Linked DNA regions of Mus musculus: region 2 is linked to region 1. A link is a loop called in an ENCODE intact Hi-C map of the cell type or tissue named here. Cell type or tissue: gastrocnemius. All regions are shown on one strand.

Evidence for each region. Hi-C counts contacts between places; a loop is a spot of excess contacts. Peaks named below come from ENCODE experiments on the same cell type or tissue, not always from the same donor. Only the 100,000 strongest peaks of a DNase experiment are listed, where the experiment ranks them.
Region 2: a loop joins it to region 1, with 2.1 times the contacts of the local background. A loop is called at or near these places in 2 of 42 quality-filtered maps.

Annotation. Positions count from the first base shown.
Region 1 is chr2:125,186,481-125,191,480 of GRCm38, forward strand. Slc12a1 (solute carrier family 12, member 1) reads left to right here. Exons shown (of 27, transcript NM_001079690.2): 13 at 145-268; 14 at 1,687-1,788; 15 at 3,710-3,865. Among named protein-coding and RNA genes, the nearest start is that of Gm46760, 13 kb to the right of the region's middle. In gastrocnemius, a CTCF peak has its summit at 2,933 (motif pointing left); DNase peaks (open chromatin) are centred at 1,649 and 2,933.
Region 2 is chr2:125,027,849-125,032,848 of GRCm38, forward strand. No RefSeq gene overlaps it. Among named protein-coding and RNA genes, the nearest start is that of Slc24a5, 38 kb to the right of the region's middle. In gastrocnemius, no CTCF peak of the experiment used is centred here; DNase peaks (open chromatin) are centred at 2,679, 3,411, 4,173 and 4,914.

The sequences.
Region 1 (5,000 bases):
ATAAAGAATGATGAGCCGCGGTGTTAACGTGCGCCTCGGATTGTGCATCGCTTAATCTTTCCCAAATCTTCTTTTCGGAATCACCTAGAGAAAACGAGTGCACATAGATACAAATGACAAATGTCTCCTCTTTTTTCCCATTAGGCTCTGTGCAAGGACAACATCTTCAAAGGACTGCAGTTCTTCGCAAAGGGCTATGGGAAAAACAACGAGCCCCTGAGAGGGTACTTCCTCACTTTTGTGATAGCCATGGCATTCATTCTCATCGGTGTGTAGTTTTCTTGCACTACAGAAAGCCAAGGACTCTTCTGACTACTCGGCCTTTTGCTCGTAGAGTCGTTAGCAGGTTTATGGTTAAGACTCCGTCTGGGAATGCTAGTGTTTGTCTAAGAGGGAAGTGAGACAGTTTAGTAAAGAGGACCTTTGAGGAAGTGAAGGAGAATCTACCCTTCTGTTCTCTGAACCTGAATATTAGAAGCCCATCCAGCCAAATACAACCGAACCCTCCCTTCAAGTCAGTATGCTCTCACCACGGCAGCTCCTGCTCTATGCACTAGCCTGATAGCTCTAAACGGCAAGCAGAATTATGTAGGCCAATGTTTCCACAAATGTAGTTCCTTGACCAGCCTCTCGGAATCACTAGAGTGTCTCTGAAAGTCTAGATTTTGCAGGCCCAATTCCAGGGCTGCTGAGTTAGAATCGCTGACGATTTGGAATCTGCGTTTTACAAGCTCTCCAAGTCCCTGCCCCCCAGTCCCCCCCCCCCACACACACACTAAATCTTTTGAAAATCACTTACCTGGATTGTGATTTTGTTTCCTTTCTCAATCCCAAGCAATCTAGAAGTAGCCACATGATCTTGAAAAGAGGTATTTGTCAGCTATACAATCCTTGCTCTCCCTTAACCAAAACCAAACTAAGGGTTCTCCTTTGTATGTGAAACTCTAGGAGCAACTGCAACTTATTTGGCTTATACAATGTGTATGCAGTTGGAAAAGGGCTACATATAACTCCAATTAAATTTGTTAGATTTTTAAGAAAATAAATAAAAATAGTTTATATGAAGATTCCAGTAATATAACAATTATAATCTAACCGTAATATTCAAACTGTTGCCCTTTGCTGTATTTAAATGTTTTATTACATTTGTGTGTGAGTGCCTGAGTGTGTTTGTGTGACGTGGTTTGGCTGAGCAAACCATTACCTACTGAGCCATCTTACCAGCCCTCTTCTTCAGCATTTAAATGATCACACATTCCACTTTTTAAAAATGCATATATTAAATTATCTCCATTAAAACCATTGAGAAGCGCATGGGTTTCCGTCCTACAGAACCTCTTGACTGTTTATATAGCAGACAAGGAATCCAGGGCCTGGTACATCAGAAACTGCTATAGAGGAGTTGTTGGTGTGCTTAGCTCTTGTAGAGACAGAGGTTTGGATTGTCTATTTTCTAACTGGCAGGTTTTTCTTGAGTCTCACTCCGTGGAAACCTCGGCTGTAAGTATGTATATCGTCTCAAAAGAAAAAAAAAACAAAAAATCAAAACAAAACACTAACTTCTTAAACTTTGACAGCTGCGAGCTATGTTTTCAATTTCCAGAAAAGTGGCGCTTCCAGGCCTTAGCAGCTGCTCGGCCGCCCTCCCGCTGCACACATGTCACTCATACTGTTCTTCTCTTGCAGCCGAGCTGAATGTCATTGCCCCCATCATCTCCAACTTCTTCCTGGCCTCATATGCGCTTATTAATTTCTCCTGTTTCCATGCCTCGTATGCCAAATCTCCAGGTAAGCCTAAATGAAAACATAAGCCTAAGCAAACAGTTAGTCTCGATAAATGAAATAAGTCCGTGAAAAGTGTTCAATCTGTGTTTTTATGTTTTCTTATATCTTTGTAGGCAGCATAATCCACTTTATTTTGGTGAGTTGGGGGATGACTTCCGAAATAGAAAAGGAATCATATGAGCAATGGCCTTTTTGACCAACCGTAAAGTCAATTTTCTCCTGTGGCAATAAATTATTCATTGCAAGAGAAACCACATTTATTTCAGCAGTAGAAAAACACCACTATTTATTTCCAGGGTAAAAGTGACCACAGGAGTGGAATAAATGTATATATTTGAGACCTCCTCACTATCAATTTGTTTCCTGCCCATGGTGCAGAAGAGAAGGATGAGCGGTTCCCATAATTACCTGCTGAATGCGGGCAATGCAGATCTACTGCCGTGCCCACGCTGGGGGCATCGGTACACAACTGCTCTGTGGTCTTAAATCGTTTAAAATTCCACACCCAAGAGCTGTCTCCTAGCTCATCACCCCTCATCTCTCATTTGCTCCCACTGTCCTTCTGACCCCTCCAGAAAGTCACCTGAGGGTCATATGACTCTCAGAAAGTTCTTCACTGTGAAGACTTTTCCTCCAAGCTACTAAATAAGTATTCTTTTACGATTTGCCCCCATCCTCAGCGTGTTGACAATGATGTTTGCAAAGAGACTGAGGGGCCTGTGTCCACACAAGGCCACTGGGTTACAGAAAATAACTGAAGATGTTTAGTGTAGTGTGGTTTGTCTTTAAACACAAATCCACAATCCTGTGCCATGTTTTGCTATTAAAAACAAAAACAAAAACAAAAATAAAACCCAAAACCCAAAACCAACCAAACAAACAAACAAACAAAACCAAACAAGCCAGCTACAATTATCAGAAGAGTAGAAAGGAGTAATGGGAAAGAGAGAAAAGGGGAAGAATATTTTTTAAAAAGTATGCAGGAAGACACCTGTAGATACACAAACCCCAAAATGACTCTCAAAATCCACCCTTCCCCTCCCCACCCACCTGACCTCCATCCTCTGTCTCTGAGAGGAAGCAGAACTAAGAACACCTGGGGCTTCTCTAATGGCGTTCCTGGAGTGCTGTTTCCACCTTGTGGTCATTGAGGGAACTGCTCCTCTAGACAGACTCCCGCTGAGTTGCAGTGACTCCAGATTTAAAGTTGCATTGACCCAGTGACCAAATGTGTCCTACAAATCAGGTTTTCCCATCCTGACTGAGCTGTTTCCTAGGCTCTTTCACTTCAGAAAACTAATAAAACATAGAAATCTGTGTGTATAGGAACTGTGACAGACACTTTAAAATCTAATGCTGTACATATCAATGTGTTGTGCCTAAGGACCACAGATAGCAAAATGTCTCCTCTTCTGTGAGATTATTGCTCATTGCTTCTGATGGAGCAAACATCGTCTTCTTAGAATAAGAGTAAGGCAGGCTACCTCTATTTCTCTGTGCATGGAGCAAAAGCTAACCAGCTCTCGGGAAGACAGGACATTCTTCTGCCCACCTGTTGCCAGGACACCACTTTTTCCAATGTACCCTCTTCCCTTAGCTTCCTGGTGGTGTTGATTTTATATTCTTGAGGTTTGGTAATTTGGGAAGACAATCAGGACTCACAAGAAGCACAGAGGCGTCTGTGACCATCTGCTTTTCAGGCGCTTTCTATTTCCCAACGTTTACAGCATCATCTTTGGTACAAATACTACTTTTGTAGATCAAGGATGCAAGATCATAAAAGAAAAAACAGTTAAGAGCTAGGACATGGACCTAAAAACTACAATTTTATGCCAGAGGAGGATTTGTTAACTGCACTTTTATAGTACAGAGTGGTACAGTAGCATTGATGTGTGCAGTTTTTCTTTATTATTTCTCCTTCCAGGATGGAGGCCTGCATATGGGATTTACAACATGTGGGTATCTCTTTTTGGAGCGATTTTGTGCTGTGCAGTCATGTTTGTCATCAACTGGTGGGCAGCTGTCATCACTTATGTCATTGAGTTATTCCTCTATATCTATGTGACTTATAAGAAGCCAGGTAAGAGAAAAAAGGCCACCTAGAATGGACTTCCGTGGCTGTCTCTATCCATCCATTTGTATGTTTACCATGTAGCTTCCGTGTGCTTACATGTAGTGTGTGCAAGGCAGTTCATCACAATGCTATGTTACTTAAGGACAATGATGATTAGCACCGTGGAGCTCTACACACGCTGTCTGCTCATTTAATCCTCACGGTGATGCTGCGCATTTGGTGATGGGAGGCTTGTTTTAGAGACAAAGAAATTGGAGTTCAGAGTGTTGGTCATTTACCAAAATAAGAGTCAGGGTGTGATCGAGCTGAACTCAGGCCTCACAAGTGTTTCCTTCTGTCACCTTCTTCCACTGTCCTAATGAAATAAGACCCTGTCTCTCAAGGAGCTCTCAGACTCAGAGAGGCAGTTGACTATAGCACAGCATAATGCATCACAAGAGCCGTGTAAACACGCTGCTGAGAATAGGGCAAGGCGTGAGCAAGCTCGGAGCTGTTCAAAACTCTCTCTGGGTTCATAGCTCGTGTTCACAGAGCCAACTACTCTGCGTGAGTTTAGTGAATATTTGTTGAATGAACAAAGTAAGTTCTAAAGCGGCATCAGGCCATGTGGAGGTGGTTAATGGCAGGGCAGGGATGAGGTTCCGTGGAGAACAGGAGTGAACTGAAGATGCACACACGGCCTTAACAGAGATAGAGTTCTTGAAGACTCAAGAGAAGGGCCATGAGGTGTCCTGGAAGTAAGAAGTAATCTGGATACTGTGGACACTGAGGCCTGAACTTCAGCTCTTAACTTCAGAACCCAGGAGGACGGAGAGCACAGTTAGAAATACCCAGGGCTCAGAAGTCAGCATTCAGAAGCCCAGCTCCACCATTGTGTCACCGACATTATTCTGCCAGCCAGGCAGAGATGGTAACAGCCAGTCCATACTGTAGCATGTATAAGCAATTTGTCCTTTGATATGGATGAATGGCATATCATATATGAACATACCACAATACATCTCTTTTGTTGATTGACAGTTGATGGGCATATAACTATATTCACTTTGGGATCTATATCTATATATAATTTAAGTGGATCTCTGTTTTCATTTTTGTTGAGTAAATGCCTAGGACTAAGACTGCTTATACATGGTGTATG
Region 2 (5,000 bases), 160 kb before region 1:
ACATACTGCCATGTTCGGTGCTACAGGGGATGTATTTCTATGCTTCGCCAGGTACAGGTTTCTTTAATTGTGAGAGCCTATGTGACGGTCAGAGACATTCCCTGTATGCAGTAGATATGTAAAGGCTTTCACATGGTCTAGCTTTTGACAGAGACCCAGATGCTGTGTTCTTCAGAGTTCTCCACTTTCTGTCCCAGGGTGTAAGTTCCCACACACTTGTCCAAAAAAACTTGTCAAAAATACAGTTAAAGAAATCTAACACTATTAGGTTAAAAATGCTGTTTTAGTTATGCACAACAATTGTGCAGAACCCCGGGATGCTGGGATGCTTTTCAATACCGAGCTGATCTTTTTTCTATGCATTTCTAGACATTTGTTATATCTTAACAGGTTTAGCCTTTTGTCTGGCTTGGTTGTTACAAATGTTTTCACCTGTACAGGATTTGCCTTTTAACTTTATTTAGTGTTTCTTACATGGTGATTTTTATGGCTAAATGTATTAATCTTTCTTTTTATGGCTCCTGAATTTTATCATGCTTCAAAAGGCCTTCTCAACTCCAAGACCATTAAATAGTTTTTCAATGTTTTTCTAGACCCCTTGACAGTTAAACTTCCATGTTGATGGTCCATCTGGCACTCATTTTGTTAGGAAGAGTTGGGAGAAATACAACTTTATTATTTTCCAGATGGCTACTCGATTGTCCCAGCATTATTTATTAAATTGTAAAACTATTCTGCACTGATGAAGATATTCAACCTTTATTAAGCACTAAATCTCCAGCACCGCCAAGGTCAGACCCAGTTCTGTTCTTCTTATGGTTCTGGGTATTCGCGCACAGATATGAATCTCGAAAGCATTGCTCTGTAATGTGAGCAGCTGATGGGACTGCATCCCCACTTCACACCTCCTTTTCCTATTTTACCTGGATCATTTCGTTAGTTTGTTTCTCCACTAAAATCCTCATGCCAGTGTGTCTAGTTTCAGGAAAATATTTAATGGTCCTTGGTATTTTTCCTCAAACTCTATTGGGTGTATAGTTAATTCACAGAGAATTGGCAGCTTTACAGTAACCTGTATGCTTGGCTTTCATCTATGAAGTTTCATTTTTCAAAACCCTTGATCTCACAGGTACCCTGATATTTGGGGGGGAAAGAAGCAAGACTAGGGGTGGAGGGGCCATGATAGCCCATGAAGACTGAGGCAGAAGAATTACAAGTTCCAAAGGCCTGCCTGGAATACATAATGAGTTCCAAACTTGATTGGGCAACTTAGGAAGACTTTGTCCCACTTCTTTTTTCTTTTTTAACTAAGAGGGGGAAACAATTGGAGATAGATGTCAGTGATGATGCACTGGGTTGCATCCTCCAGCACTGGAAGAAGAGAGGGAGGGAGGGAGGGAGGGAGGGAGGGAGGGAGGGAGGGAGGGAGAGAGGGAAGAAGGGAGAGAGGGAGAGAGGGAGGGAGAGGGGAAGGGGGAAGGAAGGGGGGAATAGCACATGGAAGATCTTTTTGCTTTTTTTTTTTTTTTTTTTTTTTTTTTTTTTGCCTGCTTGCCCTTCATTCTTGCTTCCAAGTTCATCTACTCTGTTGCTGCTGCTTCTGATACATTCACTGATATTAGAACCAGCTTTTTCAAGCTTCCAATATGAACTGAAGAATCTGCTGGTTTCTTCAGAGTAGATGTCAGTGAGGAGAATACTTCCCAGGCAAGATATGCCTTGGGTTTCAACAAGATGAAATGTTCAGCAGACAGGTGTAAATGAACTTCTAAATAAATAGGCATAGGCTTGGAAGGTAAGCACTCCAGGTGAGTCAAAACTCTTCTAAGAAGATGGGAGATAGGTACTAGAGAGATAGGGATAAAGATGGGACCTTGGATGCACACCCTTGTTTGCGAAGATCCAGTAAAGATGTGTACACATGAGCATGGAGAGTGTAGTAGAAACAAGCCAATGCAGAGCTGACGAGGACTGACAGAAAGGCGGGGGAATGCAGCTGTGCGACTCACACATAGAACACCATGATCAACTCACACTGGAGCTAAGCCATGTGGGGTTCAAATCTTGAGACAACAACCCTGACTCATATAAACCAAGACAGGGTCCATTCTTTGGGCCTCTACAGCCTCAGATGGAGAATGGAGATGATTGTAGTGCCTCTCCCAACGACTGTAGAGCCTCTTCCATGCAGCCACGGGAATATTCATGCAAAGCAAACAGGCAGCCAGAGAGCTCAGCTCCACCCCAGCACACTGAGTCACTGAGCAGCAGAATTTTGGACTGGACTTGCCTCACACTGAAGGAGCATGTGGTCAACGGTGGACAGAGAAACCAAGAAAGCTGGAGGCGTTTAGACTATCCAGAGGTGACCCAGGAGAGAGATATTGCTTCAAAACAGTGGGTACACAGAGCAGAGTCAAAGATATTAAGAAACCACTGGCGTGTTGTCTCCCCTACACCCCATCCATTCTTATCTTCTCGCCCTATTCTCTATATATCCTTCCAAAGCATCTTTTTCCGAGAATAAACAAATGTCGCCTGGACACGTGCACTCTGTTCTGTGTCTGACTTTCACAGGCATGTGCCATGGAGCTCCGTCCTCTGGATATGGAGGCCATCCTTGTTCTACACAGCTGCACAGCACTCTATGGCAGCGCAATAACTTTGCTCTCCATTGCTGAGCTCTTGGGTGGGTTCCAGTCTCCCGCCTATGTAGAAGATGCTGTACTGGGTAGTCGTGCACACCTGTCTGTTTGCACAGCAGTTCCATCCACCCTGTAAAAATCCCCAAAGTAAAGTTGCTTCGGGACAAAACTGTTGATCAGACCTAAAAGGATAGTTAAGTCCTGCAAAGACATAAACTAAAACTACAATTTTCTGTGCGGTATCCAGGAACAGATAACTGAAGAGCCTCCCACGGGAAAGGCGTTCCTGTTTCCTCTTTTCATAATAACAGAAAACAAAGGCAAGCTTCCATGATGAATGTGGATTTTATTCTCTCTTTAATGCGCCTTACTCCGGATGTTACAAACACTGTTGTGTTTGATGTGCTCTGCTGCCCTTTCATTCACATGCTGCTCTCAGACTTTTGAAAAATAATGGGAAAGGGCTGAGTTAGGTGGGAATTCGTGTGCTGAAACTTAGGTGGCATTTGGTTAAGATATCAACTATAGAATCATTTGGGGGTCAGACAATGATAGCAATGATACATTGAATTGTTGAGCTGGTGATTGGCGGGCCTGTGAGCTTAAAGGCCCCCTCTCCTTTCCGGCTGTTGCCAACACCAAACTCAGAAACAAAAGCATAGTGCACCAGGGGAGGTCCTTCTCCTGGGAGCCCACAAGCACAAAGTCAGGCAGGCTGCCCATGGCAGCCGAGGTTGGAAACTTGGCACTTTCATGCATGGGTCAGAAGCGCCAAAAAGAATAAAGAGCCAGAAGGTGGATCAGTCTCTTTATCCTGGACATCCATCATTTCTTCCTAGATGATTCCGACAGTAAGAGTGGCACTTGTCCAGGGGAGTTCCCTCTCGGGTCATATCCTCATAAGTCATGATGTGCTTCCCTCCCACAAGTCCACACCAAGGACGAGCACTTCAGGTTGAACAGGGAGCCACTGTAGGCACCTAAGAGGGATGGCAGAGCCTGGCACTGACGGAGACGTCTGAGGAGACAAAAGACACTGTCCAACAGGCTGAAGTTCAGAAACGTTGATGCCTCATTCCTTATAACATTTCCTATCGACTTGGAAAAAAATCATTGTAATAAGAAGTCTGACACTGCAGTCTTCACAGAAGAAACAGAAGAGAAACGGACCAAGCTGGAGGTGGCTCACACAGAGGGCTGTGGAGATGAAGCCACCTGGGGGTGATTCAGGAAGATGGTACAAGGTTAAAGGAAAGCATCCAGGAACTCTGGCAGGCTAAGGGAGCCTGGAGGAGCAGCCTTGAGAATCAAAGCATGGCTGCTCTTTTTTCCCCCCCTGCCTAAATCATTATATATTAGCTACAAATTTAGTTTGTTGGCCAACACTCAAAAGTGACATATGGCCAATAAAAGGTTCGGAGTTTTCCATCTGCTGCTCAACTTTATCGTGGCTTCCACACACACAGCACCATGTCAGGGCGAGCACGCGTCAGAATCCTTTCCTGCGCCGGCACAGCCTGTTAAATGGGCACTGTTCTAAGACAGCATATGCCACCACCACAGCAGAAGGCCTCACAGGTTGATATGCTCGTTCTTTGAAATCTGTTCCACTCTCAGATCCAACTGTCTTCCTGAAGCTTCAGGACAAAAATGACTGAGCAGAACCCTCTGCAATGTCCCAGGCAGTGGCGCAGTAACTGCCACAGCGCAGCACCCCAGAGGCATTGTCTAGATACTCAGCAGAAAGCTTGTGAGACAACACTCTGGGTACTCGATAAAACCCAAAGCCAAATGCAAAGGAGTTGGCAAGAGCCGGGGCTAGGATTTGGAAACTGTATCCATTGGCATTAAAACGCAAAGAGAAGTCGTCTATTTTCCTGGCTCTGGATCTTTCATTTCCCCTACCTTGAAACTAGAATTGTCTGCAGCTGAGCACACCACGGCTAGGTGGCCCAATTTGTAATGTTCAGGAATCAGTCAGCCTGCTTGCTCCTTGTAAGCGCTGTCCTTCTGCCATGCATCTGGAGACACGGTGCTGGCTGGTCCTTTGTGCATTGCAGCTAGGACAGGATTTTTTTATTGCAAAACCTTGTGATGATCCAGACACTCCAAATCATTCTAACCATTTTCTGACTGCTGTGTTCTAAAAAGCACGGCCCTGGAGAGGGAATGAGAGCCATGGTGGTTTCTCTGTTCAAGCAGAAGAAAAGACGATGGGGAAATGGCGATCTGCTGTACCCGCAGGGAATGAGGCGGGAGGGCCGATCCCACAATGCTTTGCGTGATGCTGTATGTATGGTGATGCTGTCTCCCCTCCCTGCTCTGCACCTGTCAGAATCGATTGCTAGAGGCAGA